Regions from separate parts of the Homo sapiens genome. Here region 1 is linked to region 2. Evidence: chromatin contacts called from ENCODE POLR2A ChIA-PET data. All regions are on one chromosome and are shown on one strand. The core of a region is the stretch at or near the end of the contact, and the rest is flanking DNA. Distances in the headings are between cores, read along the strand shown.

The links. ChIA-PET counts read pairs that join two places held with the same protein, here RNA polymerase II (POLR2A).
Region 1: POLR2A ChIA-PET joins it to region 2 with 15 read pairs in AG04450. The contact joins the promoter of ZG16 here to the promoter of RABEP2 in region 2. POLR2A ChIA-PET finds 5 or more read pairs at or near these places in 2 of 52 experiments (AG04450 and CD8-positive, alpha-beta memory T cell).

Annotation. Positions count from the first base shown.
Region 1 is chr16:29,775,865-29,779,827 of GRCh38, reverse strand. It overlaps ZG16 (zymogen granule protein 16), which reads right to left and starts at 1,572. Exons shown (of 4, transcript NM_152338.4): 1 at 1,522-1,572; 2 at 507-568; 3 at 191-323. The coding sequence starts at 561. RefSeq lists an enhancer at 3,766-3,963.
Region 2 is chr16:28,923,278-28,927,394 of GRCh38, reverse strand. It overlaps RABEP2 (rabaptin, RAB GTPase binding effector protein 2), which reads left to right and starts at 2,157. Exons shown (of 13, transcript NM_024816.3): 1 at 2,157-2,292; 2 at 2,780-2,992. The coding sequence starts at 2,232. RefSeq lists enhancers at 1,114-1,697, 2,676-2,905, 2,936-3,025 and silencers at 1,916-2,265, 2,296-2,515.

The sequences.
Region 1 (3,963 bases), core at 323-2,822, 850 kb before region 2:
ATTTTTTTGTTTTTCTTCGGTAGAGATGGGGTCTTGGTACCTGGAGCATGGTTTAAATCCCTGGCATCCCTGGCATCTTGCCCAGGCTGAGCTAGAACTCCTGGCCTCAAGCGATCTGCCTCTGCCTCCCAAAGCATTGTAATGACAGATGTGAGCCACCGCGCCCAGCCAGGAATTCAAAGAATCTTACCCTACGATGTAGTATGTGTTGACTCGGACCCGGAGGGCGGTGATGGGGCCGTCCAACTGGTTGCCAGAATGAGAGAATCGCTTTCCACCACCACCTCCATACTCTCCACTATAGGAGGAAGACCTGGCCTGAACTGGAGGGGCAAGCAGGAGTTGGAGGGAGAAATCTTCCAGGAGTTCAGTTTCTCTGCATCACCCCTGTTCCTCCGACAACTCAGCTCCCCACCCCAAGCCAACCTCCAAAAGCCTTGGCCAACAGCAGTGCCCAAGGCTGCCTTCCCAAGTCCCCAATACCAGGCTCCTGGTATCTCACTTACTGGCATTGCCAGAGGCTGAGGCACAGAGAAGGGCTAGGAGAGCGACTGTCAACATTCTGGGGCTGGAGTGGGAAGAAAAGAGCAAATGAAGATTCACCTTCTTCCTTGTTGACTTGATTGACCCAGGCACTCCTGACCTGCAGCTCAGACCAAGCCTTCTTCGTCCTTCAACTTAGACCTAGCAGACCCAGTCTTGAGCTTAGAAAGGACTGTCCATAGCCTGTAGTCCTGTTCCTCTCTGATGCTACCTTCAATGTCCCTGACCCCTCCAGCTCTCCCTGGTCTGGCTGTAGCCAAGCCCTCCTCTTTTTCTCTCAGGCCTGAAGATGAACTCTAACTATCTGGATTAAGCCTTATTCCATCCTGGCACAAAGCAGAAAAGTTTTCTGAAGTCAGCCAAGCCCAGGTACATTTGGGTTGGTATGGCCATAGCCAGGAAACGAGTTTTCTAAGGAGGGAGTAGAGGACCTCTCCCAAGCAAAGAGATGGCTGAGTTTACTGAGCCCAGAGGCTGAGCAAAGAAAGCCTCATCATCTGTGGTGAATTGGCCTGGATTATGGGGCACCTGGAGCATGGTTTAAATCCCTGGCATCCACCTGGTCTCAAGGAAAGAAGCATTTTAGAGTTGCCTCTATGTTACCTGGGGAGCAAAGTTGGTGACAGAAGGAACTGTGCCAGCACCAGTATCCAAGCAGTGCTGGTGGAACTAGGACAGACAGAGAAGTTGCAGAAGGAGTCGGGACCAGCTCAAGATATTAGACCCCAGGTGCCTGGTCTATGTGTCACTATTCTTTTCTCCACTAACACACATCTGGCCATTTCTATTCTCCTGAACATCCCAGGTGTCCCCAGTCCTTCAGCAGAGACCTAGACAGCTTTGCACCTAAGATTACTGCAGACCCAGAAGCGCCAATTAACTCAAGTCTTTCCTGCCATTCCTTCCAGGCATCCTCTTCGCCAGCTCAGATTTGAATTCCCCCCCAACTCAGATTCAGGCATCTCTGTCACCCCTCACCTGACAGTTTCAGATGCAAAGCAGCCCCCTGGAAACTTCCAGATGTTTTATACCAGGTCCAAGCCCTCCTCCTGCCCTTTATTGTGTGAACCTCACCTCCTGAGCAAACATGAGCAACCTCTTCGGATCAGGTGTCAGGCAGGGTCTGGAACACCTTATCCTGCCTCTACCCCATAGTCAACAGATACTACAGCATAGGGTAAGATTCTCTGAGTTCCTGGCTGGGCATGGTGACTCACACCTGTCATTACAATGCTTTGGGAGGCAGAGGCAGATCGCTTGAGGCCAGGAGTTCTAGCTCAGCCTGGGCAAGAGTGTGAGACCCCATCTCTACCAAAACAAAAAACAAAAACAAAAATTAGCCGGGCATGGTGACGAGCACCTGTAGCCTCAACTAATCAGGAGGGAGGTAGGGAAGATCGCCTGAGCCCAGGACGTTGAGGCTGCAGTGAGACAAGATCACGCCACTGCACTCCAGCCTGGGTGACAGGTGGCAAGCTGGAGTCCACTCTGGGCCAAGTGCCGTATACCAGGAGAAACATAGTAAACTTAAGGTCACCACCAGCAGCTCTAGGTGGGCAAAGTAGCTTATCACCTCTAGGCTTAGTAGGTGCTCTCACCTGAAATCTGCCATCTGTCAGGACAAACAGAGCCCTTCCCAGGCATTCGAAATGTGGATTCTCCCAGAAGGGAATATATTCCCAAAATCTTATACTTACGAGTGCTGACTATTTGCCAGACATTTTTTTCTTTCCCTTTTCTAATATTATGAAAAATCCAAACACATATAAAAGTTTAAAGAATTGTACAGTGGCTGGGCCCAGTGGCTCACACCCATAATCCAACACTTTGGGAAGCTGAGGCAGCTGGATCACCTGAGGTCAGGAGTTTGAGACCAGCTTGGCCAACATGGCGAAACCCCATCTGTACTAAAAATACAAAAAGTAGCTGGGTGTGATGGCAGGTGCCTGTGATCCCAGCTAGTCAGGAGACTGAGGCAGGAGAATCACTTGAACCTGAGGGGCAGAGGTTGCAGTGAGCTGAGATCACTCCACTGCACTCTAGCCTGGGCGACAGAGTGAGACTCCATCTCAAAAAAAAAAAAAAAAAAAACAAAAGAATCGTATAGCAAGACTGGGTGCAGTGGCTCATGCCTGTAATCCCGGCACTTTGAGAGGTCAAAGCAGGAGGACTGCTTAAGCTCAGGAGTTCAGGACCAACATGGGCAACATAGGGAGATCTCGTCTCTACAAAAAATAAAACAATTAGCCAGGCATGGTGGTGCACACCTGTGATCCCAGCTAGTCAGGAGGCTGAGGCAAGAGGATCACTTGAGCTGAGGAGGTCAAAGTTGCAGTGAGCCATGATCGAAACATCAAGTCTCAAAAAAAGGAAAAAAAAAAAAAGAATTGTATAGTGGACACTTATATAACCACTGTATAGATTCTACTATGGTTAATATTTTGCTGTAATTGCTTTTTTTTCTTTCTTCTTTTTGGAGACACAGTCTTGCTCTATCCCTCAGGCTGGAGGGCAGTGGCGCGATCTCGGCTCACTATAATCTCTGCTTCCCAGGTTCAAGCGATTCTCCTGCCTCAGCCTCCCGAGTAGCTGGGATTACAGGCATGCGCCACCACGCCCAGCTAATTTTTGTAATTTTAGTAGAGACAGGGTTTCGCCATGTTTGCCAGGATGGTCTCGATCTCTTGACCTCGTGATCCGCCCACCTCGGCCTCCCAAAGTGCTGGGATTACAGGCGTGAGCCACTGTGCCTGGCCTGCATTTTTTTTTCTATCCACTCATCTATTTATCCCCAATATGCCAAACACTTCCCAAACCATTTCTCTCTGAGAAGGATGACTGGGGCTGCAGGTGCACAGTGAACACGTGCCTATTGCCCCACAGGAAACAGAGTCAGTCCAATGGGAAGTGCAAAGCTAAGGATCCGAAGGTCTACAGGTGTTCCTCTGGGGGTAATTCTGGGCTTTGGGCCCTCAAGTCTCCTGGGTACCATGGCTGAATCTTCCTGGGGCTGTAGGCCGCCCAGGGCCATTGCTTCTTTCTTAGGTCTGTAACACCCCCAGGGGTGATGTCATAGTTTTTTTTTTCTCTGTATGCCCTTCATTTTCAGGACTGATTCCTCTCTGCCTAAAATCCCTAAGACTGACTCCAGGGACCTAGTGCCTGACCCCTCCTGGACTGGCCCTCTGACCTCTCTGAATCAGGAGGTCCAAGAAGAGGGAAGGATGGAGGACCAGAAGGGGCTGGAATAAGTGCTCTCAATTATAAATGACTAGTCAGGCATTCAGAGCACCCCACCCCTCACAGGTTTACCATCTGGGGCCAATGACTCATCCCAGATAGCAAAGGCAGTCCCGCCTGAGGATCTGGAAATGGGGGGAATCCAGGGTGGTGAGTTCTGGGAGTGAAACAGAACAGCAG
Region 2 (4,117 bases), core at 908-3,407:
ATGCCCAGCTAATTTTTTAATTTTTTGTAGAGATGAGGTCTCACTATGTTGTTCAGGCTGGTCTCGAACCCCTGGGCTCAAGTGATCCTCCTGCCATTGGCCTCCTAAAGTGCTAGCATTATAGGCATAAGCCACCACACTCAGCCAGAGGTGGTTATTTTAGTTAGGGTGATCAGGGAAGGCCTCACTGAGGAGGTAACATTTGAGCCGAGACCTCAGCTCCAAGCTTGGTGGAAAACACTTGGTTTTATACTTGATGAAAAAGTAAGTGCGTGTTTAGTTTTGTTCAAAACTGCCATACTCTTTTTGCAGAGTGGCTATACCATTTCACATTCCCATCAACAAAATATGAGAAACCTAGTTTCTCCACATACTCACCAGCATTTGGTGTTAGCATTCTTATTTTAGCCATTCCAAGAAGTGCGTAGTGATGAAAGCAATTGTGGTTTTAATTTGTATTTCCCGAATAAATAGCTAATGATGTTTAACATCTTTTCATGCACATATTGCCACCTGTGACAGCAGTGAAATATCCGTTCATATCCTTTGTCCATTTTCTTTATTTCAAGTTCTGGGGTACATGTGCACGATGTGCAGGTTTGTTACACAGGGAAACATCTGCCATGGTAGTTTACCGCACCCATTAACCCATCACCTAGGTATCAAGCCCAGGATGCATTAGCTACTCTTGCTGATGCTCTCCCTCCCCCCTCCCAACACCCACCCCACAGGCCCCCATGTGTGTTGGTCCCCTCCCTGTGTCCATGTGTTCTCATTGTTCAGCTCCCACTTATAAGTGAGAACATGCATGTTTAGCTTTCTGTTGCTGCATTAATTTGCTGAGGATAATAGCTTCTAGCTTCATCCATGTCCCTGCAAAGGACATGATCTCGTTCCTTTTTATGGCTGTATAGTATTCCATGGTGTATATGTACCACATTTTCTTTATCCAGTCTATCATTGATGGGCATTTGGGTTGAGTCCATGTCTTTGCTATTTTGAATAGTGCTTCAATGAACATACTCGTGCATGTATCTTTGTAATAGAATGATTTATATTCCTTTAGGTATATACCCAGTAATGGGATTTCTGGGTCAAATGGTATTTCTGGTTCTAGGTCTTTGAGGAATCACCACACTGTCTTCCACAATGGTTGAACTAATTTACATTCCCACCAACAGTGTAAAAGCGTTCTACCTTTGGCCATTTTCAAACTGCATTATCTGTTTTACAAAAATCGCTCCAGCTGCTTTACGGAGAATTAATTAATTAAAGGGTGGAGTCGACACTGCGGAAGTTCAGGAGAAGTGATGGGAGCTGGGACGGAGTGTTAGCGCTGGAGATGGAGAAAAAGGGGCACATTCTGGAATAGTCAGCACATTGGAAGTAGAGTTTACGGGACTTGCAGGAGGACACGTAGAATCAAGGACTTCCAGGTTCCTGGCGTGTCCTTTACAGAGGGAAAAAAGGTTTGAGGGAAGGGGAACCAAGGCTCTGGACATAAATCTGAATTGCCTGTCACCGTCCGGGTGGAGGTCACAGATAAAGAGCCTGATCTAGACACAGGCGGAGAGGAGAGGAGGGATTTGAGGGCGTTGGGAGGAGGAAAGGGGGGCCAGCAGGAAGCGGTGACTGGCTGAGTAACAAAATGGGGGTGGGGACGTGCAAGTTTCAGACTCCGACTAACTACGCGGGGACTCCGAGGCGCTCAGAAAAATGAAGCCGACCCGGCCCTGCCCCGAGGGACGCTCCAAGAGGGCGGAGGTGCAGGGAGGGCCCCGCCACAATTCGCGGTAACGCAAGCCAGGCTCGGGCGGAAGGGCGGCCGGAGCCGATCAAAGGCTGGCTCCGGGCAGGGGCAGCGAGGGAGCGAGGGGGAGCTCTCCGCAGGCCGGTGTCCCGGAGGAGGCATAATTGGAGCAGGGCTTCCAAGGTCACGGAGAGACGCCGGGCAAGACCTCTTAAGGATCCTCTTCCGGGCTTGAAAGGCAGGCGTCCTCCCGAACCGCGCGACCCAGCCAAGAAGAGCCGGGGCGGGGCCGGGGCCGGGGCCGGGGGCCGACTCGGGAATCTTCGGCCGAGGCTCGGCAATCCCCCCATCCTCCGTCCGGGGCCTCCAGCCCGGGGCCGATCCGGAAACAGCCGAGCGGATCCGGAAACAGCCGAGAGGACCCGGAAGCGGTGCGCTCCGTCACCAGGGAGTGCGGGAATCCGCCGTTTGCGCTGAGGCAATGGCGGCAGCTGCGCCGGTGGCCGCGGACGACGATGAGCGGCGGCGGCGGCCGGGGGCTGGTACGTGAGGGGGCGTCCGTGCAAGCGGGGAACGGTGATGCTGGGGGCGGGGCCGAGCCAGCCACCTGCGGATGGGGGGTGGAGAGGGATGATGGAGGAAGGGGCGGGGCCACGCCGTCGGGAAAGGGGGCGGGGCCTACAGCCACAGGCAAAAGGGGGCGTGGCCCGGCCATTGAAGGGGTAGGGCCAGTGACAGGTGCGAAGTGGGGCCCGGTGAGGAAGGGGCGCGGCCACTAGGAGGGCGGGGCCAGGTGGGACCGAAGAGAGGACTGAGTGAAACTGGCCACCGCGAAGAGATGGAGTGTAGGCAGCACCCGGCAGAGCGAGTGGGAAGGGGGCGGGGCAGGGGCGGGGCCAGGTGAGCCGGGCGGGCCCAGGTGAAGGAGGCCCCAGATGAAGGCAACAGTACTAGGTTGCAGGACTTGCTAAGCCGGTAGGTGGCCTGGGGTAAGAGATGGGAAGAGAGGCTGATCCCTGTCCCCCACAGCACTGGAGGACTCCCGGTCCCAGGAAGGGGCAAATGGTGAGGCCGAGTCAGGTGAGCTCAGCCGGCTTCGGGCTGAGCTGGCAGGCGCCCTGGCAGAAATGGAAACCATGAAGGCTGTGGCAGAGGTGAGCGAGAGCACGAAGGCCGAGGCTGTGGCTGCGGTGCAGCGGCAGTGCCAAGAGGAGGTGGCCTCGCTGCAGGCCATCCTGAAAGGTGAGACGCGGGACTCACCTAGACTCCCCATCAACCCCATACTGGGGAGTGCATGACGAGAAAGGGATTGGGGGCACAGATAAGCTATGGGATAGGTTAGCAGGGCTGCCTGGCACAGGGCATGCCTATGGCCCAGAGGAAGGGCCGCCCTTTTAAAATTTGCATAGAGGCCCTCCATGTGATAGCAGCAGCTCTGTCAGTTATAGCTAAGTTTAGCTCCCAGCTTCTATCTGTTGCCTTGTCCCATGTCATTTCTTGTCCCTCACTGATGATTGATCAACCCTGAAGATGGGCGAGAAACTTCTCAGTTCCCCAAACCAACCTCATTTTAGTCTGGACTTCTGGGAAATAGAATCAGCCCTGGCCCAGTCTCTGTGAGTCTAATGCTCTGCTCTCTAGCCTTCCCCAGACACTCCCCCCTCCACCCCACGCCATGCACCAGCTTCCCCACCTCCGCCCCACGTTCTTTGTACTTGGTCCTCTGGCCCCAGACGCCCCAGCTGCTGATCCTGTTTTCTACTCTCCTTCCTCTAGCAGAAGCCAGAGACTCTGAAACAGATGTCAGAGCTGCCCCCGCTGCTATGCCCCTGCTGCGGTGGGGCTCTCGTCAACTCTCTCCTGGACTTTTGTCCCAACCTTCTCACAGATCTTCCTCTATAGTGTGGCCTTGACATTGGCTTCCAGAGTAAACTTCCTAAAATTCCCTTCCCAACATGCGATTTCCCTTTCTAACAGCTGCTGGTGGCTGGAGACTTCTCTGGGGCTGTATTTCCCACATTTCAGGATCCACCTGCCTGTGCAATGTAGACACATCCTTGTACAACTTACTGTGCTGTTTACTTAATATTTGTTCTTTAAATAGATCCACATTTTAAAAGTTTACATACATTTATTAAGGGAAACTTGTTATATCTACTATATAAGAAAAGCCAGGTGTGTCCTAAATAATAACAATAGCTAGCTTTTTTTTTTTTTCTTGAGTCAATAAGAGTTTCACTCTGTCGCCCAAGCTGGAGTGCGTCACAGCACGCTGGTGTGATCTCAGCTCACTGCAACCTCCACCTCCTGGGCTCAAGCAGATCCTCCTACCTCAGCCTCCCAAGTAGCCAAGACTACAGGTGCATG